Linked DNA regions of Homo sapiens: all the other regions are linked to region 4. A link is an interaction called in ENCODE POLR2A ChIA-PET data of the cell type or tissue named here. Cell type or tissue: CD4-positive, alpha-beta T cell. All regions are shown on one strand. Each heading gives the region's core, and the rest is flanking DNA. Links, peaks and the distances in the headings are about the cores only. Region 1 has its middle 23 kb from the start of GDF10. Region 2 has its middle 13 kb from the start of GDF10. Region 3 has its middle 110 kb from the start of PTPN20. Region 4 has its middle 130 kb from the start of GDF10.

Region 1 (5,604 bases), core at 358-5,357, 110 kb after region 4:
TAGCTATTACTAAAAAGTCAATAAATAACAGATACTGGATAGGTTGTAGAGAAAAGGGAATGCTTATACATTGTGGGTGGGGATTCAAATTAGTTCAGCTACTATGGAAATTAGTTTGGAGATTTCTCAAAGTACTTAAAACGGAACTACCATTTGACCCAGTAATCACATTACCAGGTGCATACCAAAAGGAAAATAAATTGTTCTACCAAAAAGCACATGTACTTGTATGTTCATCACAGCACTATTCACAACAGCAAAGACATGGAATCAATCTATACACTGTGGAATACTATGCAACCATTAAAAATAATTTCCTCTGCAGCAACATGGATGCAGCTGGTGACCAATACCTTAAGCAAATTAACACAGGAACAGGAAATCAAATACCATACGTTCTCATTTATAAATGGGAGCTAAACATTGAGTACACATGGACAAAAAGATTAAAACAATAGACTCTGGGAACTGCAAGAAGCTGGAGAGTAAAAGGGGAGGCAGGGTGGGAAAACTACCTATCAGATATGATGCTCACTACCTTGATAATGGGATCATTCATACCCCAAACCTCAGCAACACACAATTTACCCATGTAACAAATCTTCACATATACCCCTGGATGTAAAATAAATGTTGAACAACTAAATAAATATTTAAAGAGAGAGAGAGATTGGAAACGGGGGACAAGTGTAAGAAACCTAAGGGAATAATTAGAAAATTTCTTAGATTGGAAGGACATGTGTTTCTACACAGAAAGAGTCTACACAGTGGCCAGCACAATGTATAGCAGAAACATCCATGAGGGTGCATCAGCATGAAGATTGAGAACACAGGGAATCAAAAGAAGATCCTAAAACTTCCAGAGGGCAAAACTGGAGAAGAAAGGTTACACAGAAATAAATAGAAATAAAGGACATTGAACTTCTCAGTAGGCATTCTGGAAGCTAGGCTAGTTCCAGAGTGTAATGGTGATCCATGCCTTGAGGGAAAAGCCCAAGAAGAAATGTTTCAAACTGGGATGTTAAGGATGGTCAGAGAGGAGACAAGATTCCCAAAGCATAGCCAGGTGGGACAGCGACAGATGGAGTCCAGGCCTGCTTAAACGTTGCTAAGATGGAAATTACCTTTTGCAGGGGAAGATTTGACTTGGGAGAATAGCACTGGATAAGATAAATGTGGACAATGGATGCACCCCAGAAGACTGGAACTTACTAAACTCCACATCTTTATTTAAGTGGGATTTCCCAGGACAAAAATCTACAGAAAGATACTAGGAAAGGAAAAACAACAACAAAAGAATAGGAGGGAAGTTTTGCCGAACAGACCCAATAAACATCATTTACTTTCTTTCCCTCAGCTGTCACTGGATCTCTGCTTTAGATTTTGACAACAGTAACCTCAATGTGGCTTTCACTAAATACAAAAAGCTGAGAGCATTGCTTTGCCTGGATTAACTGCCCTAGTAGCTGAGGATTTGCCTCTGTTTTCTAAATTCAATGGGTCCCAGAATGGTGCTATAATTAAAAGTCCAGAGTTTGGTAGAGCCTTGGGATTAGGTTGTACTGTTCCCTTCTGATTCATTTTAGAGTCTTCCATGGGGAGAAGCTAAATTGCTCGCCAGGGATGCTAGGTGCATGAATAAAGGGGCAGTGGTTGATCCTGGGGAGCAGTGGCCTCATGGCAGCAGCTGGACAGTCCTCTGGCTGCTGACTCTTCCTCCAGGATGGCCTTGCCTCGGTTGACCACAGGCTAAACCATAAGGGGTTCAGAGATGAAATGAACACCCAAGAGCTCTCATCCTTGCAAATGCATTGGAAAGAGCAGCTGTAGCCCCGTGTCTCCTCAGTCTCCCCAGGGAGCAGGAGGGCTCCCTGAATGGTGAATCTGGGACAGGCAGTGAGGACAGCAACCAGCCTCTTCCTCTCTCTGGATGAGCTTTCCCTTGTGCCTTGTCACCTCCTCCTGCCCCACTGCCCTTCATGTGAGCAATCAGGATACAGGACCCTCATGAACAGTAGTGGCAAGTCCCCAAGCCTCAGCAGCTTCACTGTCTTTGCAGGCTCACTATGTAAGTCAGACAGCCTTCCTCAAATGGGAAGTCAGGGATCCAGTAGCGTCCACTTTGTTCTTCTGCCATCTTAGAGAGCTCACGAGGTGGGAAATGTGGAGGACCTCACCCCCTACACACTGCCTTGGACAGGAAGTGATACTTGACTTTTGCTCACATTCTCATTGGCAAGAGCTAGCCACGTGGCCTCCACCAACTGCAAGGAAGGCCGGGAAATACAGAAGAAGGGTACAGACACTTGGCAGGAGAGCGTCAACCATCCCTGCCACCCTCTGACTGCACAAGATAAGCTCTGCTGTCCTCGCCTTGGGTTCTCCAGCTTTCCATGGCTTCCACCCAGAGTCCTATGCCCTACCTGGGCCCCATCCAGGATGCCCCTCCCACATCTGCTCCTCCTCGCTGAGCCCGCCTCATTAGTTTTCCATATCCATCCTTCTCTACAACCCCATGATCCTGCTATAGGTCAGGTCCCTGACACTTCCTGCCTGGGACACTATGACAGCCTCCTTCCTCAACCCCTGCCTCGGCTCCTTGCTTCCCTGGTTCCCCTGCCTGAGTCCTCACCGAGTTCTCTCTAAACATAAGCCTGACTGTGTTCCTCTCAGACTTTGAACTCTCTTGTGACTCTCAACAACCCAAGGCTATAAGACTGAGTCCAAACTCCACGGAGTCTTCTCAAGCCCCACTCCTGCCTCTTTGGCATCCCTCCCCTGACAGTCCAGGAGTTATCCCTACCGAGCTTTCAGCAATTCCCAACACATTTATGCATTTCCTAATTCCAGGACTTGGAATCCTCTTCCCTGCTGCCTGCCTGGTGAACATCCTCTGCTTCCAGGAGGCAGGACTATCTCTCCCTCTGTGAGGGTGCCCATCGTGAAGCTGACCACATAATTAATAATCCAGATCAGGGCACTTCTGAGAATGACAAAGGTCACTAGGTATGAGTGGGGATGGTCCCAGGCACTCCCTGTCCATGAGTGCCCAGGCAGAGCTGATCTCTCTAGGCTGTGTGCAGCCGACTGTGTCCCCACCTCCCCTAATGATTACCTGACTCACATGACTGTGAGCCCTGCAAGTGCAACAGTGCCAATCAAAGAGAAATGCAGATTCCTCACCAAAGACGAGAGTACCAAGGCCTGGCCCTGCCACCTCCTGCCTCTCCCTGGCTCTGGTCTGCAGCCTGCACCATGAGCACCCCAAACTCACTGCTAAGTGGTCCCCTTGCCTGCCCTTTGATGGTTGGTGACTAAGCTTCCTCATGTCTCAGCAGGCCTTTCCTCCCCAGGTGAGCCCAACCACCAGCCACTGTCACATCCTCCCAGTTGGCCCTGCATCCTGTCTTTCCTAGAGCCACCCTGCCAGAAACGATCCTGTGACTACTTTGTCTACTTATAGGTTTATTGTCACCTTGCCCACTGGAATACAAATTGCACAGAGAGAGGGGTAGGGGGGTGGCCGGTCCTGCAGCTTGTCCTCTGAGTTTCCAGGACCTGGAGCTGGCCCTGGGGGGATTGGAGGGGCACTCCCAGAGCTCCCCCAGGCCAGGAGGCCTCCCTGCCCCACTTCCTCCACCCCCTGGGCCTGGCTCAGCCTGGCCCTTTCATGAACAAATGGAAATGAGTATCTCAGGAGGGGCAAGGCTTAGCCAGTATGGCCTGGACCCCTGTTCTGTGGCTGAGCTTCGGCGCCCGGTCCCCAGGGTGACCCCGCCGGTCTCTGCTCTCAGGCAGGCCCGGCCAGGAACACAGACGCCGCAGTCACATGCACGCCTTGTCAGACGCAGATCCTCCCGGCTGCACCATAAAACCCTAACTAGGCATATAAAAGCTGCCTGCCAGCCTGCCAGGTGCCTCTGTAGGCTCCAGAGAGGCGCTGACGGGCCCCCAAGGTGGCGAGGATCCAGGACACGATGGCACCACAGCTGCACGGGGACCTGGACACCTGGCTCCTGGAAATAAGAGGTGTCTCAGTGAGGCTGCGGGTGGTCCGCTTAAAAAACACCAGCCAGTTGCCCTCTCATTCTGAGGGGTAGGATACCTGGCATCATGGAGGGTGATTTAAAGAATGATGTTTAAACCTCAAGATGAACTGTCAAGGCACATGTTACACAGACACTATGCTTGTGGAGTCAAAGGTCATTCAAGGTCATGCAGCCACAGCCAGCTCCTCCTCCACCCCTTGCTGTCTAGTCAGGACAGCCACTTTCCCTGCCTGCTGCCTTCCATGGACCTCCTCCAGGTCTGGAGAGAACCTCCTTCAGGTCTGTCCAAAGCCAGGTACCTCCCCCATGAGGAAAAAGGGCTGTCGTTTCCTGAATCCAGCTCCAGCTAGGGTGGCAGCTTGAGGAGGGGGATGATGACCGGACTCCAAGCTTTGTCTCATGCACCACCTTGTTCAGTGCCCAGCCTCAGCAAGGACCGATCCCTATGCCTCTGCCCATGACAGTCCCTGGGCCTCTGAGCTGCCTGCAAGACCACTCTGCTCCAGCAGCCAGCAGAAACCACTGCCTCTTCCTTCTCTCCCAGGGTTCTGCTGCCATGGTCCTGCTGTCTGTGATTGTCTGAAGGCCTCCAAGTCCAGGGGTATCCTGAACTCCCACTTCACCCAGACACTTGCAGTTCCTGGGAAGCTCATGGCTGCTCCCCTCTCTTCTTCCATCTCTTTGAGCCCTGCCTGCAAAGCCTGTCCTTCTTTGCCTGTGCTGCTTCCTTCCCAGCTCAGTCACCACCTCCAGGAAGCCTTTTGGGCCTCTCCACTCAGGCCCAGCTAGGGTCCCCCAGTGAGAGCGCTGCCATCGCTGCCATTTCCCACCTGCCCCTCTGTCCTCACCTTGTGCCCTGACCTTACTCTCAGTCCCCAGAAGCTACCACCCCCCAACCAGCTTTGGACACCCCTGCTCTTATTTTCTGCATCCCCAGAACTACCTGCCCTAGTGCTGAGCTCATGGAAGTTCCTCAGGAAGCATCTTCACATGGATGTTGAAGAGAAAAAAATCTCCAGGTCCCACGGGGTGCTGTGGGAGTCCAAAATCAGGACTCCAAAAGGCCTGTGAGCCTGGCTTGGGGAGGCAGGGCCAGCACCTCCCTAGCTTCACCCAAGAGGCATTCCAGCACCTGCCCCAGCCTTCTGTAATCAGCAGTTGACACAAAGTTCATCATTCCCGCCAGGCATGACCTGACAGAGTGGCTACTCAAGATGGGGGAACAGCCTGGCTGCTCAGCAGGCCTTGTGGAGTCCTGGGGTTAGGCCAGGGTTCTGGGGCGCAGAGATGACAGCAGGGCCACCTGGGGGGAGGCTTCCTCTGCCACACCATGTAGAGGCCACCCGTCCACCCATTCCGTGGAGCCTCACAGCATCTCACACTTCCTAACACCCCAAACACCCCAAAGAGAAGCCCTTCCAGCCATCAGAAAGAATGCATAGAAGCTGATGGGTTCAGAGCAGGAGCATGGCTGAGGAGCCCAGGTTATTCTTAATTTTCATGCCCCAGATGAGTCATAAGCCAGCCATTCGAGCCCATGTGCCTCACAGGGTGG
Region 2 (5,604 bases), core at 235-5,234, 120 kb after region 4:
TGCCTCAGCCTACCGAGTAGCTGGGATTACAGGCGCCCGCCACCATGCCTGGCTAATTTTTTGTATTTTTAGTAGAGACGGGGTTTCACCATCTTGGCCAGGCTGGTCTTGAACTCCTAACCTCGTGATCCACCCACCTCGGCTTCCCAAAGTGGTGGGATTACAGGCGTGAGCCACCGCACCCAGCCCATCATTTTTGTATATAAAGTTTTATTGGCACACAGCCATGCCCATGCATTGACATTTTGTCTATGGTTGCATTCACAGGCAGAGTTAAAACCATATGGCCCACAGAGCCTGTAATATTGACTGTCCGGCCCCTAGAGCAAACATTCGCTGCCTGTGGGTCCGCATGGCTGTCAGAATGTTGATAGGCCTACCTTACACATCACTCTCACTTTACAGTAGCCAAGCAGTAATTACATTGTCCATTAACACCAAAGCTGTTTTCATTCTGAAGAGGGAGAAAGGGGAGAAGAAAAGAAGGAAGGGAGGGAGAGAGGGAAGAGGAGGAAGGGAGGGAGGAAGAAGGAGGAGGAGGGAGGAAGAAGGAGGAGGAGGGAGGAAGGAAGGAGGAGGAGGGAAGGGGGCGGGAGGGAGGAAGGAGGAGGAGGGAAGGGGGCGGGAGGGAGGAAGGAGGAGGAGGGAAGGGGGTGGGAGGGAGGAAGGAGGAGGAGGGAAGGGGGCGGGAGGGAGGAAGGGAAGGAAGGAAGGGAAGGGAGGGAAGGGGAGGGAGGGCAGGGAGGGAGGCTGACAATGTGGAAGTCCCTACTTTGAGTTTTCCAGAAGGCTAGCTCATCCCTTCCTCTAGGCAGTTTCGTTATCTCAGCCAATTAATCCTTCATTCTCGCTTGTTCAGTTTAGCTTTGGCTTCTATCGTCCATGATGTCTGAGTAAATCATGGAGGAGTAGCAAATCCTGCTAGAATCATAGGAAACTGACAACTGCTCAGAGCTGAGAGTTTCCGGCTGTGAACTTTTCTACCCTCCTGACTCATGATCGGGGCTCAGAAGGGAGGCCAGAGGAAAGAAGGCAGTGGAGGGGCTTCATGCCATCGAGGGCATCACCCCCATGTGTCATGGTCCCCTTCCTCCCCTCCCATGGTCCTGGAGCAAATTCCCTAACTCTCCAGACACCTTCCATGGGACAGACTCTCATCAGCCACTGTCCCCCCATGAGCCTGGGGCAGAAGACAGCCACCTGCAGGACAGCTCTGCACAGGGCTGTCTGGAGCAAGTCCCATTCCTAAGGGGAAGGAAAGGGCTGTGGAGGCAGGGGGGCTTCTGAGAGGGCTCCTGAGGGAGACAAACTTGATCCTGGGACTCTTGCAGGTGGAGAAAATCAAGGGTGGGTCTGGGGGATGACATGTCAGGCTGAGAGAACGGCTGAGGAGGCCTGTCCTTGGGAGGAAGGAGTATGTGGGCAGGAAATGAGAAGACACGCAGGGGCCTGGAAGAGAGGTGTGAAGGAGGGGCAGGGACCATGTGTTGGTGTCTGACACAGGCATCATGCCACGGAAAGGAGACAGGTGAGGTCCCACAAGCAGGAGGGTGGCAGGGGCACGTCTGTCATAAGGAAGATTGCCCTGTAGCCTTGAGGAAGGAGCCTGAAGGCAGTGGGCCTGGCATAGCGACCAGCAGCAAGAGAGCATCAAGACCTGGATGAGAAAGTGTCCGTGTGCAGAGCAGGCAGAGGGGGCTCCAAGAGATGAGCTTCACAGGACTGGCAGCCGGCTGGGGATGAGGGGAAAAGAGGGAGGAGCCAGCCATGAACCTTCAGCTCCATGGCACCATCACAGTAGGGGAGCAGGTGCAGAAGGAGAAGCAGAAGATCCCTGGAAGCAAGCTTGGTATCCCAGAGCCACTGGGGAATGCCAGCCTGAGGTCTGAGTGGAGATGCCGGATTGGGAAGTGGATGGAGACGTTCTGAAAGAGAAGGCCCAGAATAAGCAGAGAATCCTGAGCTCAGAACTTAGCAAGAAATGGAGCTGTCAGCCCAAGAGTCCAGAACTGAACCCTGCCCATAGCCTCGAGGGCTTTGAAGCCGGTGCAAGATAAGGGAGATTTCAGCCTGCACCTTGACTGCAGCCTTGAGAAAGACCCTGAGCTCAACCACAGCTGAACCACTGACCTACAGAAGCTGTGAGATAGAACCTGTGTATTGTTTTGAGCCATAATAAGTTTGGGGATAATTTGTAACTAAAACACCTTCCCTCTTCTCTCATCTTCATCTCTCCTCCTCCTCTTCCTTCCCCTTTTTTTTTCCTGTTTCTCCTCCTCTTCCTGTTTCTCTTTCCCCTCCCTCCTCCTCCTCCTTCTCTTCTTCCTGCTTCTCCACCTCTTTATCCTCTCCTCTGCTGCCTCAGTTCCCTTCAGTTAGACACAGGTGTCTCTGTGTTACAGGGACCTTGGCAGCACCAGCCCGGTCTGGCCACCTGACATTCCACCTCAGCAAACTGAAGAGCGGGGCTGTCACCACCAAGTCTGCTTAGAAGAATCCTGTGGAACAATGACTAACCCAACTTAGGATTTCTCCTGGGATTCACTGTGGCTGGGGGAAGTGTTAGGACTGGCATACACCAACCCCCTGGCATGGCACTTAGGCAGCCTCTCAGACAGGCAGCTCCACTGAGCCTCATGTGTGGTTTGGGGGAAGCCTTCTTCCACAGAAAGGAGAGAGCTGTTTCAAAAAGAAGGCAGGAAGCCATGCAGGCAGACAAAACAGCTAGCGAAGGGTGGAGTAGCAGGGTGGAGGGTAGGGTAGAGGAGACTGGGGCAAGGGGCCAGGCCATCAGAGTGCCCAAGGCAGAGCTCCAGGATGAAGGGCTGCCTGGGGCAGAGGGGAGAGCTGCTATGTCCCAGAGCCAGAGGGTGGGTGAGAAGAGGGAGGGTACATTCCACCTGCCACTCAGACCCCATGGGGAGGCGGCAGGGTGGGGAGATCCACTGATAGCTGAAGTCACCAAAGAAAGAGGAGATTGTGATGCCTTCCAGGTCATGGAGTGGGCACTGCGCTGGCTGGCACCAAAAGCATGGCTGAGGAGGCCAGGCTCAGAGGGGTTCCCAGACGTGCTCCACTCTAAGTGACCTTGGGCAGTCCCCGGTCTGTTCATTGTCTGCACCATGTGAGGTAAGGGGCAACTCGAGGGCTGCAGCAGCTGCCAACCCTTCCCTGCACTGGCAGCCTCATCTCCCCAGGTGGAAAGCGCCTGTAAATCTCAGGAGCCAGTGGGCGGGGTGCCCTGCAGGCTTTCATACTCGCTCGGCCAATGTCTGCAGGCTGCCGTGCCAGTTTCCTAACGCTGCATAATACACGTCCACAAGTTTAGCAGCTTAAAACAGCACACATGTGTTATCTCACAACTTCCACGAGCCCGGAGTCTGGTCACAGCTTGGCTGGGCTCTCCAGTCAGGTTCCCACATGGCTGCCATCCAGATATTCTCCAGGCTGCAGACCTTTCCGGAGCCCAAGTCCTCCCTCTCCCAAGCCCCTAGCAGCTGTAGTATGAGGGCCCCACTTTCCTCTGGGCTGTCATCAGGGATGGCTCCAGCTCCTAGAGGCCTATGACAGGACCCTTCGTCAGGACATGGCCAGCATGGGAGCCCTCTCTTCATAAAGGGCCCAGGCCACCATTCAAGGGCTGTCACCGGATTAAGGCAGGCCCACCCAGGATAATCTCCCTTTTCATTCCATCAAAATCAGCGGTTTGGGGCCTTCAATTAGATACACACAAAATCGCATGACCTCTGCCATATAACACAAGTGAATCCCAGGAGTGACATGCGTCATATTCAAAGGCCCCACCCCAACTCAGGATGGAATTGCTATGGGCAAATGCACCAGGAGCAGAATTCTGGGGACCACTTTAAAATCCTGCCCCCAAACCTCCCTGTGTCTCAGCCCACACTGGGTCCTGGAGCAACAACAGGGAGTAAGAAAGACTTAGCGCTCAAGGCCCTTGCTGGCCTGATGCAGATGAGACGTGGAGAAAGATTGTTCCACACAGTGGGACGTATCTTACAGGAAGACATGACTATCTCTGAAACGCAGGGGCCAGGACCTTTGCAAAGAATGGAGTCTTGGGGCTGGTTTTTGCAGGACGCTTATTCACCTGAGTCAGAGGGGCTCCCAGGCAGGAGAAATTGCTGGTGTAGGCATTGCCCAAGTCGCCATCCTTCAGTGAACCACCTTCACCATGCCTGCCATCGTTATCATTTACTTAGCTGTTTTTTAAAAAACCCACTCACTCCGTTTTACTTAAATTTATTTTAAACAGAATCTTTAAATCTCAAGTATAAATGGAAAACCAGCATTCCTTGTTATAAATAGAAGTTAACCATAAAAATAAATAAAAGAAACATGGGCTTATGAATTTCTTATGAACCTGCCAGCTGCTTTTCCTGTGAACAAGGGGAATCAGGAAGTGTGAGAGAGATGTTAGAGAAATACCAGAAGAAGAATGATATTTTTCAGAAAGGTGGAAAGGGAATAAGGAAGTAAGCAGTTGTCATGTTGGGACACATGGCCACTCTAGGTGCCTGGGTCCTGCCATCTCATGTGCAGCACCCCAGAACCAGGCTCAGGGGTGGCAAAATGAGTGTGGCGGGTTTATGAGGCCAGAACCTAGGAACGTCACCACCCGGAAGGGGTGAGAGAGGCTGCTGGACAGAGGGGGAAGTTGACTGGAATGCGATTACAACGGGGGCTGTGGCTGTTCCCACAGGTAGCTCTGGAGTTGGGATGGTCCCTCAGTGTTGTCCCAAATTGAGACTAGGGAGCCCAGACTTTTTTGTACAGCCGTGTGGTCCCAGCTGGGAGATGCAGCGGCCCTGGGGAAGAGCAGGCATGGCCACGGGCTGGGCAGCTCCTTTAGGCTGCAAAGGGCAATTCCTGGGGAGGGTTTCAGCCAGGAGCCATCAGCAGGCACCACCCCTGAAAGCTGGGAAATGGGGGCCTCAACCCTGAAGGGTAGAGCTGGGCAGCTCCACAGTGTCCTCTACAGGCTTCCCTCTCCACAGCTGCATCCACTTGTTTTGTATAATCCGGTCCTACCTGGGAACAGCTCCCCCAGGATGCTCCCTGGTCTCTTTTCCTGGGAAAGCTTACAAGAGGAAGAAGGTTAAAGGGGTGATCACAGTACCTGTGCTGCAGCTGGGCTCAGGACCATGGGTACTCACCAATTCCCTCCTCTGCCACCCATTCCAGGTTCTCTTCCACCTTGGCTAGTGCCTCTGCTTCTCTAGGGGCTCACCTGGTGGGTGGCGCAGACTCACGCCCCAGAGAGTTGTCATGCCCTTCTCAAGCTGTGGCTCCTTCCCTTGTCCATTTGTCATCAGAATTGGGCAGGGAGGCACCAGGAAATGACCCAGTAGGTCACCTGGATGCTAAAGACATCCTCCCTGTCCCAGTGTGTGACAGCACAGGTTTGATGACCTGTGCAGGATGGAGACTCCCCTCCTTCCCACCAGTCTCTAGACGTAGGAGCTGGTGGTGGTTGGCAGCACCTGTCACTGAACATGAAAAGGGAATCTTGCCATGTCCCCTGGAGGAAGCATTCCTCCTCTGGGCACCAGGACCTTTAGACCCACTGTGCCGAGCATTCAG
Region 3 (5,604 bases), core at 463-5,462, 140 kb before region 4:
GCTTCATGGGGATGGTTCCCCGTGGCATCACCTGGGCAACTCAAGGTGGGGTGGAGGGTCCGCTTTCAAGATGGCACACCGCATGGCTGTCAGCAGGGGGCCAAGCCAGGTTCTTCTCCTTGGGCCACTTGGGCACCCTCGGAGAAGGATGATTGGGTTCCAAGAGAACCCAGGTTTCTTACAGCCTGAGCCCAGAAACTGGCCCAGCATCATGTCCACAGTGTTTCTTTGGCCAAGCAGCCACAGAGCCTAGGCTCAAAGACAGGGCATAAACCCCACCCCTCAGTGGAAGGAAAGTCAAGGGATTCTGGGGCCACGTTTAAGACTGCCACCCTTGCTGTGTGACCTTGCCAAAAACTCTTGAGCCTTAGAGTCTGACTTTCGTCATCTAGAAAGTAGGAAGAACATCTTATCAGGGTTGCTGTTAGGGTGGCTCATGCGAGAATCCTGGTTTTAGAGCTTCGAAGGTGGAGGGGTCTCAGAGGTGAGGTCTTTGTACTTTCCCAGAGCAGGGGGCTGCTGTGCCTGACGGGAGGGAGAGCAGGAGAAGAGGGGCTTGGCCAGCCTCCCCTGGGAGACAGCAGCTCTGAAACTCCTCCCAGGGCCCACTCCCAGGAGTCAGGGTCCTGGGATCCACGCCATGGGACTGCAGATGGAGCTCACTGGGCTAGCCTGGGCAGCAGCCAGCGTTGTTGGGGTGGGAGGCTGCCTCTTGCCCCTTAGGAAGATGGAAGGAGTGTTAGGAGGTGCCTGGAGTGAGGCTAGGGAATCAGGAGCTGGCTAGGTGTGTCTCCCATAGATGTGGGTGGTGGCTAGGTGCCTCTTCCTGGACTCACTGTGCCAAAGGCAGGGCATCAGCTTTCCATCGGGGCTGTCAGCCCTGGCCTAGGGAGCACCCGCAGACTGTCTGAGTGCAGGTGCCCTGGCCTGTCCTGGAGAAGGGCCTGTTCCCACCAGGGAGGTCAGAGATCAACGAGCTTCTGTGGCTGGGAGTGATGGCCACACTCCAGCCCGGCATGGACGGAGCAAGCCCGAGCTGATGCCATCAGATCTGCTCTCCAGCCCTGCTGCTGGCGACCTCCTTCTCCAGCTGCCGGCGACCTCCTTCTCCAGCTGCCGTGGCTGGCAAGGGGGTGCTGTTTGTCAGACCCCAGCTGTGGGACGGAGCCTGACTTGGAGTTTTTCATCACATGAGGCTGGGTGAGCAGGATCCAAGCCTGCCTCTGAGTGTGGACAGGAAAAAGGGAACTTTTGTTGAGTCTCTCTTTGGTCCCAAGTACCGTGTTAAGCAAGCATGACCTGTGACCCAATCCCTACTTTATAGCAGGGAGTGTGGGGCTCAGAAGGGGACAGAAAAGGTCCATTGAGTTAGTTCTCTGTGGCGGTGTGACAAACTGCCCTCCCTTTGGTGGCTTCCAACAACAGTTATCCTCGCACGGTTCCTATGGGGCAGGGATTGGGGTGGCTTCGCTGGGTCTTCTGCCTCAGGGCGTCCCACACGCTCTCTTCACTCGGAGGCTCTGCTTCCAAGCACACTCAGGCAGTTGCTGGCAGATCACTTGCTGACTGTTGGCTGAGGCCAGGCTCAGTTCTCTGCTGCGTGGTCCTCTCCAGGCCACAGCCTGGCCACCGGCTTTCCCTGAAACAGGCAAGGGAGCAGGCAGGAGGCACCCAGGGCAGAACCCGAGGTTTTTTTTTTTGTAATCTAATCTTGGAAGTGGTGGCCGATGACTTCTGCCTTGTTCTGTTCATTAGAAACAAGGCACCAGGAGCAGCCTGCAGTCCAGGCACGGGTTCCACAGGAACACACCCAGGACATCTGGTGCAGAGCAGGGGTTTAACCACACTCTGAGCGCCTGTTGGTGCCGCGAACCCCACTCACCACAAACACACTCATACCACACACACCACACATTACACACCACACACCACACATTACACACACCACACATGCACGGCACACCACATATAACACACACATCTCACCACACATCACACATACCATGTACATGTACACACCATGCCATACACACCATGCACACATACACATCATGCCATACACACCATGCACACTTCACACTCCACACACTCCACACACCACACACACTCCACACCACAAACACCACATATTACACACACCACACATGCACACCACACCACACACACCGCACATATACCACAAACACACACCACACATTCATTCCACAAGTACTCCACACTCCACACACACACACCACACACACTATACCACACACTATACCACACACATCACACACACCACACACACTACACACCACACACACACATCACACCATACATCACCACACACAATCACACCATACATCACCACACACACCACATATACACACACAACCACACACACACATTTGTGCACACACAAACCACACAGTCACACACACACACCGTTGCTGGGAGGAGAAGGAGGAGGAGGACAGCATAGGTTAGACAATGGCTGCTGAGAATGCAGGTTCTGCTGTCACTTAGAAAATCATCTCGGGACCCTAAATAGAATTATGAGTCAAGTTGATTCCATTTCAAATAAAATCTAGTTCAAGAAGGAAGTTAAAGGATCCAGAAAAACCCTTTTTTATGATGGAATAGTCTGTGGAGCTTGTAGGAACCAGGCCGTACAGCTGCACAGCCTGGGGCTTGCAGTCTTGTGTTCTCTGGGTGGGCTTGGGCAAGCTCTTAACCTTTCAGTGCTACGGTGACACCTCCCTCATGGCTTGGAGCCTGGCATGCACTATCATGCCCTTAGCAAATGTGACCTCACCCCCTTTCCATTTCAGACTACCTGGCTGTCCTCACACAATCCCCAAATTGGCTTTTGGAAAGAGGAAGGATGCATGGTTTTATGGCTGCTGATGCTCAGCTCCAAGATAGGATCCAAGGGGTAAGAAGCTAGAAGACGTTTGTGTGCGGGTGAAGGTGTGGGTAGGGGCCTGAGGTGTGTGTTCACAGCTCTGTGCATGTGTATGTGCGCGTGTGTGAGGACAATCAATACCCTGAGTCATGGCACTATGCATGCCCACTAGGTGGCGTTGCCCACCTGCGCAGCAATCAGGACCCTGCCAGAGGCAGGTACTGGGAAGCAGGATCCCCTGACTCCCCAACTCACACGCTCAGCTGCTGAACCTGTGTCTCCTCCTCTGTTCTGGGTCAGAAGTTCATGGCTAACAGATGAGCCCCAGCTGGAAACCTCTGCCATCAGACCCACAACCTATTTGAGCATGGACTTAATATTATGCCTGACTCCCACTTCCCAGCACTGCACTTGTTAATTTCAGGGAGGAAAGGAAGGCTTCATCTGCTGCATGCAAAGCACTTGACACACATTATTGCTTTGGATCTTCACAACCACCTGTCAAGTGACAACACTGAAGCTCAGAGAGGTGAAGCACCTGCCCAGGGTCACACAGCAGGGAGGTGGAGCGAGCCAGGCCTAACTCCACAGCCTCTCACTTGCATAGCCTGCTGCCTGTGCCCTGCTCTCAGAGGCAGTCTGGTGGAGGAGGGTGTGTTGGGAACAGAGCAGGGAACGTGTGAGGGCCTCAGGACCAGAGACAGAGAGAAGACTGAAGCCAGATGGGGTGGGGCTTCTGCAGTCGGGGGCCTTTGCTCCCTCCCCTGTGTGGTGCGGCAGGGTGGCTGTAGGACTTTGCTAGCCCAGACCTGTGTGAACAGGGGCTCATCCGACCCTGTCCACATGAGGCTGTAGCCTGGTAGCCCACAGATGCACAGTCAGTGGCTGTGCCTTTCTTAGAGGCTGGTGCTTGTTGGGTGGCCAGAGCCTCCACCAGGCCCCATCCTCAGCTCTTTACTCATCCTTCCTGGCCCTTGCAGGAATCCAAGTCTGTGGTCTTTGGACAGGATGGACTCTGGGCCCCACCTCCTCTGGGATGACTCCCAGAAGCCTGGGAGAGAGGAGTCCAGGCTGGGTGGAGGCCTGTGAGCTCCAGTCACCCTTAGCTTCCTGAAGAGGGGCACGGAGGTCTGTCTGCCACTCTGGCCCCTCCTGGGGATGACAACTGCTACAGCTGGATAGGATCAAGTGCCCACAGGTGCTCCAGCGCTGACGGCAGATTCCCTGCAGGATCATGAGGCAGAGACCCCATCTGCCCTCTGCCTCCCTGCAGGAAATACTACAGAGAGCCAGAGCTACACTATTGCCTGCAAATGTCATCGACCCCCAAGGCCACCTCCGGTCACTGTGCCCATCTCCACATGGTTCTGCAGGGCAGCGTGGGTGGTGCATTCACTCAGGGTCCCTGGCCCCATCCAACCTGGTTTAATCCCAGCTCTGCCCCCAGCTGTGTGAGCCTAGGGTACTAACCCTCCTCGAGCCTGTTTCATCTTCTGTAAAATAGGGTTCATGAGAGTGACCGCCTCCCCTCCCGTGAAGAAGGTGAGGATTTGACAGGATTGGACCTGCAACCAGCACATACTGGCTCTGGCCTCCCTGACCCCTCACTCCCAGGGCCCAGCCCCTGTGACCTGAGCTCCTCATGGGGTCCAGCTGCCTCCATCCACACACATGAAGAAGGTCAGGGCCTCCCACTCACCATTCCCTTCTTGGAGTTCCCAGCGGGACTCTGCCGGAAGCCAGGAGCCCGGCCACTGCCCCTGAGTGCACAACCAGGCCTCACAGCAGTTTCCAGGACGGGCTGCTGCCCTGGGCCCTTGGGCTCTGGGGGGCGCTCGCCCACAAGGTGTTGGTGGGTGGAGAAAGTGGGGAGTTGGGCTCCTGGGCTATCCAGTGAGCCCTCTGCCCAGCCTTGGGCCTTCCTTCTGAGTACCCCACAGGGACCGGAGTGAGGATGTCAACTTGGATAGGAGGGGTGGGGAGGGGGAGGGCAGAGGGGATTCCTGCACTGAATGCCCACTGGTGCCAGTGGAAGCTGGGCGCCAGGCAGACAAGGGTCCCATCTCCTCGAAGCTTCACCCCACCAGAGGAGGGGGTCACTCATGGCCTCTTTCTTTGCAGAGAAGGGAATGGTGGCCACCCAGGGGTCATGGGGCTGGTCAGAAGCTGCCAGCCTGATGCCACACCTGCCAGGTTCTCCCCATCGACTGCGTCAGTACCCCAACACACTTGTGTTCACATTTTGAGGGTGTTCTGCCAAGGTGAGGCATGCCAGAGCCCTAGGAAGAAGCCAGGAGCCTCCCAGCCTCAGATGGAGCTTCAGATGCAGAGGTATTGGAGTGGGAAGGGAAGCACTTGGGGGGTTTGATGGGGCCCAGTGGGACAGGCTTGTCGCCCTGCACTTCTGGAAGCCTCCACAGTTGGCTAATCAGAAGAGCATGGCACAAGTCTCCACAAGCCAGGCAACCCGGATCCTGAGGCCAATGGGGAAGGGATAACCAGTGCCCACCCCAGCCAGGGCGTGGCAGAGGGGTGCACGGACCTGTGGGCCATGTGCTTCACAGGGCAGCCTCGCCCAGTCCTTGGAGAAGCCTGCTGGTGCGGCTGTCTTAGTCCCAACAAGGAACAGCACAGTGAGAGCGTTACAGATGCTGCCAGGCTTGCACCACCAATGTTTCATGGGATTGGCTTTTCTTTCCTGGGAAGCTGTGCCCTGGGGA
Region 4 (5,604 bases), core at 428-5,427:
ATTTTAAGACTTTCTTACATATTCTAGATACTATGATGTTGTCATACGTGATGTTTGCAAACATTTTCTTTCAGTCTGTGGCTTTTAAAAAAGTTATCAATAGGCTTTTTGTAGAGCAAAAGTTTTTATATTTAAGAAGTCCAATTTATCAATTTTTCAATTTATGGGTTGTGCTTTTGGTATCAAGTCTAAGAATCCTTTATCTCATCCCATATCCTGATGATTTCCTTCTATTTTCTTTTAAGTCTTATAGTTTCATGTTTTATATTTAAGTCCATTATTTATTTATTTATTTTTATTTTTTTAGAGGGAGTCTCGCTCTGTCGCCCATGCTGGAGTGCAGAGCCGTGATTTAGGTTCACTTCAACCTCCACGTCCCGGGTTCAAGTGATGCTCACCTCAGCCTCTTGAGTAGCTGGGATTACAGGCACGTGCCACCATGCCCACCTAATTTTTGTATTTTAGTAGAGACGGGGTTTCACCATGTTGGCCAGGCTGGTCTCGAACTCCTGACCTTAGGTGATCTACCCGCCTCAGCCTCCCAAAGTGCTGGGATTACAGGCGTGAGCCACTGTGCCTGGCCCATGATGTATTTTGAGTTAATTTTTGCAAAGGGTGTAAGACTTAGGTTGAGGGTTTTTGGCTTTTTTTTTTTTTTTTTTTGCCTATGAATATCTAATTACTTTAGCACCATTTATTTAAAAGGCTCTTTTCTGCAATGAATTACTTCCACATTTCTGTCAAAGATTAGATAAGCATATTTTTCTGGATCTGTTTCTTGGTTATTTATCCTATTGTATTGATCTATCTATGTGTCTAGCCTTCCACCAATACCACACAACCTCAGTTACTATAGGTATACAATAAGTTTTGAAATCAGATAGACTGATTCTTCTCACTTGATTGTTCTTTAAATTTTTTGATTTAGTTATTCAAGTTTTTGTGCCTTTTCATTGAAATTTTAGAATAATTTTCCCCTGCCAAAAAAATATAAATCTTGCTAAGGTTTTGATAGAATTGCATCAAACCTGTGTGTCAATTTGGGGAGAACTGACATCTTCAGTTCACTGCATCTTCCAGCCTATGGTATGTCTTTCCATTTGCTTAGATCTTGTTTGATTTCTTTAATCACTATTTGTAATTTTCAGCATGCAAGTCCTATGCATATTTTGTTAGATTCACATCTAAGTATCTTATTTTTGAGCAATTATAAATGGTATTGTATTTGATATATTTGTTTAAAATAAAACTTTGTTGTTCCATAAATGAAAAACAGTTATCACTTCTCATAAAATAGGGAATAACTACAAAATCTATATAATTTAACAGAAAGAAAACACACTTTTTAAAAAAATGGTCTGTGTGCTTTATAAAATCAGCGCATGGACCACCAATCGTGTATGTGCCACACTTTGGAACGCAATCAAGCCTCCAGTGGTTCATGACTCACCACACCAATAAGACATTCCTAGAATATAGCTGTGGGTGCCTTACATAAAAACCCTCAGGGCTGGGAAACTCAACACCTCGGCAGCTCATTCTATAGTCAGACAGTTCTGATTGTTGAGAACTCCTTTCTTTGGTTGAGCTGAAACCTATAGTCCTGTGATTCCCGCTGGTTCCAAGTTCTGGGGTAGAGGGCCAGATGGTGCTGGTGCCTTCAATGTGCCTCCAACTATGACTTGGACAGTGTGCTCTCCTTGCCTGCAGGACGCCACTTTCAGGAACTGGGCAGTATTCGTAAGCCCTGGAGTCTTACTAACTGGCTTCAGATGTCTTGTCTACCGTCAGTGCCCCAGCAGCCCTTCAACTGGCTGGGAGGTGACCACGACATCAGCCTTCAGTTGTCCCTCTGTCCCACCATGCTGCCCAGATCTGGTAGACCTCAGGCATGTTTATTTTTGCAGCCCAGGTATCCTCTCAGGACATGATGGAGGAAATAAATCAGTTTGTTATTCATTCAACCCACCCTCAAGTGAGCAGGGGACTCTTCCAGAATCTGGGGACAGCTTGAGGCATAAAGTGCAGCCCCCACCCTGCAGCACTCAGAAACACGTGTTGGTGACAATCACGCACTCATGAATCACCAAGGCTAACATGAACTCTATGCAAAGAGCTGCAGGCAACCAGAAGAGGCAGCAGCCACGTTTCCCTGCAGTGCAGGGGACATCCAAGAGTGCTTGATCTTTACAAGGACCTAAAAGGTAGAGACATTTATTCCCATTCTATAGTTAGAAGACTGAGACTTATACATAGTTTTCCAAGATCTCAAAGTCAGTAAATGACAGAAACAGTTTTGGCTTTCAAAGTCCTAGCCCCTTTTTCTTATTAAGCAAATGGAAGGCTCTCAGTACTTGTTGAATGAATGAAAAGAGGTAGAAATGAATTCTACACTGTCTGCCAAGAAGTTTCCTCAGAGGCAAGAAAGAGCAATTGTGCTCATGCATCCTTCCGTGGGGCTCTGCAGTACTCCTTCCCGGCTTGCCCTGGGAACCCCAGAAGAACACCTGTACCCACAGCCTTGGAGGAGCCCCTCCCTCTGTGGGAGGCCTGGAGCCTCTTGGCATTACCGGGCTGGGCTGTTGATTTTGTTCAGTCACACTCACCCAGGGAATGACTTTGATAGACAGTTTTGTCTGAACCTGGTCCTCGGAGGCTGGGGGTTAGTAGGAAGTATGTAAGAAAGCCTGGGGCAGGGGGAAGAGCAGCCCCAGAGTTCACAGCACGACATCTGCTGCCCAGAGAGGTGAAGTACTTTGTGCAAGATACACGTCTATCATACAAGGAGCCAAGATTTGGACCTGAGGTTTTCCTGGGCCCTTCCCACATGCCCCCGGCCTCTGCAGAGATTCAGAGGAACGAATGGGAAGGAGCAGCCAACCCGACCGCAGCGTGATCACGAGAAGGAGGGCTCTGCTGTGCCCTGTGAGGCCACCCTAGGGCCCCTGGGGCAGAGAGCTCGCGTGTGTCTCTGACTTGCCTGATGGTCACTGCCAGGCTGCCTTGCCTGCCTTCAGAGCTCTAGACAGAGGCCCCTTTAAACTTCCTCCTCGGCCGGGCCAAGACGCTGCAACAGCTCAGCGCGGCTCCCAGCGAACCCCGAGTGAACCCTCGGGGCTTTATTTTCATTTCTTCTTGGCAGGACGTAACTTCCTGCTTCTAAGAAAAACATCTTTAAACAGAGCCACGAACGGTTCCAGGGTGTCCCGCACATCCCCCGCTAGACGGAACAATAGCGCAATGAGCTGCGTGGAGTGGATTGGAAGCACATGGAGCCTGTTTCCTTTCAAAATCCCCCAGGGGCTCAGCCTGGAGGAGCCAGGGTGTTTGATAAATCATGCTGGAACTTTTATCAGGTCCAGTGTGTGTGAGCAAAAGCCAGAAGGGGAGGGAGGGGGTCCCCTAGGGCCCCCAGAATCCGGGCCAACTGGAGGCCTAGACAAGAGGAGGGATCTGAGTCTTGAGCACCTACTGCATGCGCCTGAGGTGCTGACTCATCCAGGGCCAGCGGGAGAAGTGCCCCAGGACCTGCCCTGAGCCCTGTGGAGGCAGAGACACAGCTGTCATAGACCAGGCGCCACTGGGGAATGTGGTAACCAGGAGGAAGGGTCACTGGGTAAGGGGGCTTCACTGTTACCTGTGCACTCTCCTAGTACGTGCCTCTTCAGACCAAGCAGAGGGGAATTTGTGCAAGCCCAGGAGGAGCCTTCTGGATTCTTTTCCTTTCTTTTCCTGCAGTACCGGTATATCAGGGCCTGGCCTCAGCCCAAAGCGTCAGGGAGCTCAGAGCGAAGTCTGGCCTTGGGTCCTGGGGAAAACATGGAGGCATGGAGTAGGGCGGGAAGGGGCAGTGAGGAGCCGAGGAAGGAGGCTCTGGGAGTCTTAGGGGTCTTGGCAGCATGGAAGTGAGAGGTGAAGCCAGCTGGTCTTCTGGGTCGGGTGGGGACTTGGAGAACTTTTCTGTCTTGCTAAAGGATTATAAACACACCAATCAGTGCTCTGTGTCTAGCTTAAGTTTTGTAAATGCACCAATCGGCACTCTGTAAAAATGGACAAATCAGCACTCTGTAAAATGGACCAATCAGCACTCTGTAAAAATGGACCAATCAGCAGGATATGGGCGGGGCCAAATAAGGGAATAAAAGCTGGCCACCGGCCCAACTGCAGCAACCCTGTAGGGTCTGTTTCGAGTTTGTGGAAGCTGTGTTCTTTTGGTCTTCACAATAAATCTTGATTCTGCTTAGTGTTGGGAACTGTGCTATGTTTGTGAGCTGTAATACTGCCAAGGTGTGCAGCTTCACTCATGAAGCCACAGAGACCATGAACCCATCAAGACCACGATCCTACCGGGAGGAATGAATAACTCCAGACACGCCACCTTTAAGAGCTGTAACACTGGCCGGGTGTGGTGGCTCACGCCTGTAATCCCTGCATTTTGGGGGGGCTGAGGTGGGCGGATCACAAGTTCAGGAGATCCAGACCATCCTGGCCAACATGGTGAAATCGTGTCTCTGCTAAAAATAAGAAAAATTAGCCAGGAGTGGTGGCAGGCGCCTGTAGTCCCAGCTACTCGGAGGCTGAGGCAGTAGAATGGCATGAACCCGGGAGGTGGAGCTTGCAGTGAGCTGGGATTGCATCACTGCACTCCAGCCTGGGTGACAGAGCGAGGCTCTGTCTCAAAAAAAAAAAAAAAAAAAGCTGTAACACTCACGGCAACGGTCTGTGCCTTCACTCCTGAAGTAAGCAAGACCACGAACCCACCAGAAGGAAGAAACTCTGGACACATCTGAACATCTTAAGGAACAAATTCTGGACACCATCTTTAAGAACTATAACAGTCACTATGAGGGTCTGCCTGTTCATTCTTGAAGTCAGTGAGACTAAAATCAACTGGAAGGAACCAATTCTGGACACAGAAGCATTACTTTCTCTGAAGGAAGCCCATGCTTCTGCCCCTGGGCATCTGAGCCAGCTCAAAGCATGTTTGGCTTGGAGGAAACCTCACCAGGAAGGACAGCGCAGCTCTATTAAGCTGTGGTGGGGATGAACAACTGGCCTGTGAACTGTCATGCCTGGATTTTGGTCACATATAGTTAGTTACCAGGTTTGTAACTTAGCTTTAGTCTTATAAACAAACATTGTTTACAATATATAACATTCGTTGCATTATTAATTTCCTTGCAGTCTCTAGAAAGCAATATTGCTCCTAAGAATTTTACAGTGGTTCTTCTGTAACAGGAAAGGGTGCTGAGAGCAATGGACTTTGGGATCAGAGAGCAATGGTTTCAGTGGCACCTTCTTGACTTATTTTCAGTCTCAGTTTTCTTACCTGTGAAGTAGAAACAAGGACACCTACCTTAAGGATTTGGTGTGAGGGTTAGTTATTTATGGGTCCTTATTACAATAAGGTGAAGGTGACTTATAGATACATAAAATAGAATAAAGTGGCAGAAGAATAAAAGAAGGAAGGTAAGTATAAGAGAAAACAGAAAATGTATTCAGTAATAACTAAAAACCACGTACCATAATTTTCATTTTCTGAGGGTAAAGAACTTTTTTTTTTTTTGAGATGAAGTGTTGCTCTGCTGCCCAGGCTAGAGTGCC

The links. ChIA-PET counts read pairs that join two places held together with the same protein. Peaks named below come from ENCODE experiments on the same cell type or tissue, not always from the same donor. Only the 100,000 strongest peaks of a DNase experiment are listed, where the experiment ranks them.
Region 1: POLR2A ChIA-PET joins it to region 4 with 5 read pairs; 5 of 35 experiments call an interaction of 5 or more read pairs at or near these places.
Region 2: POLR2A ChIA-PET joins it to region 4 with 5 read pairs; 3 of 35 experiments call an interaction of 5 or more read pairs at or near these places.
Region 3: POLR2A ChIA-PET joins it to region 4 with 7 read pairs; 1 of 35 experiments calls an interaction of 5 or more read pairs at or near these places.

What each region holds. Positions count from the first base shown.
Region 1 is chr10:47,274,392-47,279,995 of GRCh38, forward strand. No RefSeq gene overlaps it. Among named protein-coding and RNA genes, the nearest start is that of GDF10, 23 kb to the right of the region's middle. RefSeq lists an enhancer at 3,695-4,396. In CD4-positive, alpha-beta T cell, for the core only: no CTCF peak of the experiment used is centred there; a DNase peak (open chromatin) is centred at 3,350.
Region 2 is chr10:47,284,352-47,289,955 of GRCh38, forward strand. No RefSeq gene overlaps it. Among named protein-coding and RNA genes, the nearest start is that of GDF10, 13 kb to the right of the region's middle. In CD4-positive, alpha-beta T cell, for the core only: no CTCF peak of the experiment used is centred there; no DNase peak of the experiment used is centred there.
Region 3 is chr10:47,021,878-47,027,481 of GRCh38, forward strand. No RefSeq gene overlaps it. Among named protein-coding and RNA genes, the nearest start is that of PTPN20, 110 kb to the left of the region's middle. In CD4-positive, alpha-beta T cell, for the core only: a CTCF peak has its summit at 3,073 (motif pointing right); a DNase peak (open chromatin) is centred at 3,054.
Region 4 is chr10:47,162,852-47,168,455 of GRCh38, forward strand. No RefSeq gene overlaps it. Among named protein-coding and RNA genes, the nearest start is that of GDF10, 130 kb to the right of the region's middle. In CD4-positive, alpha-beta T cell, for the core only: no CTCF peak of the experiment used is centred there; DNase peaks (open chromatin) are centred at 2,070, 2,730, 3,110 and 3,490; H3K4me3 peaks cover 1,222 bases; H3K27ac peaks cover 1,867 bases.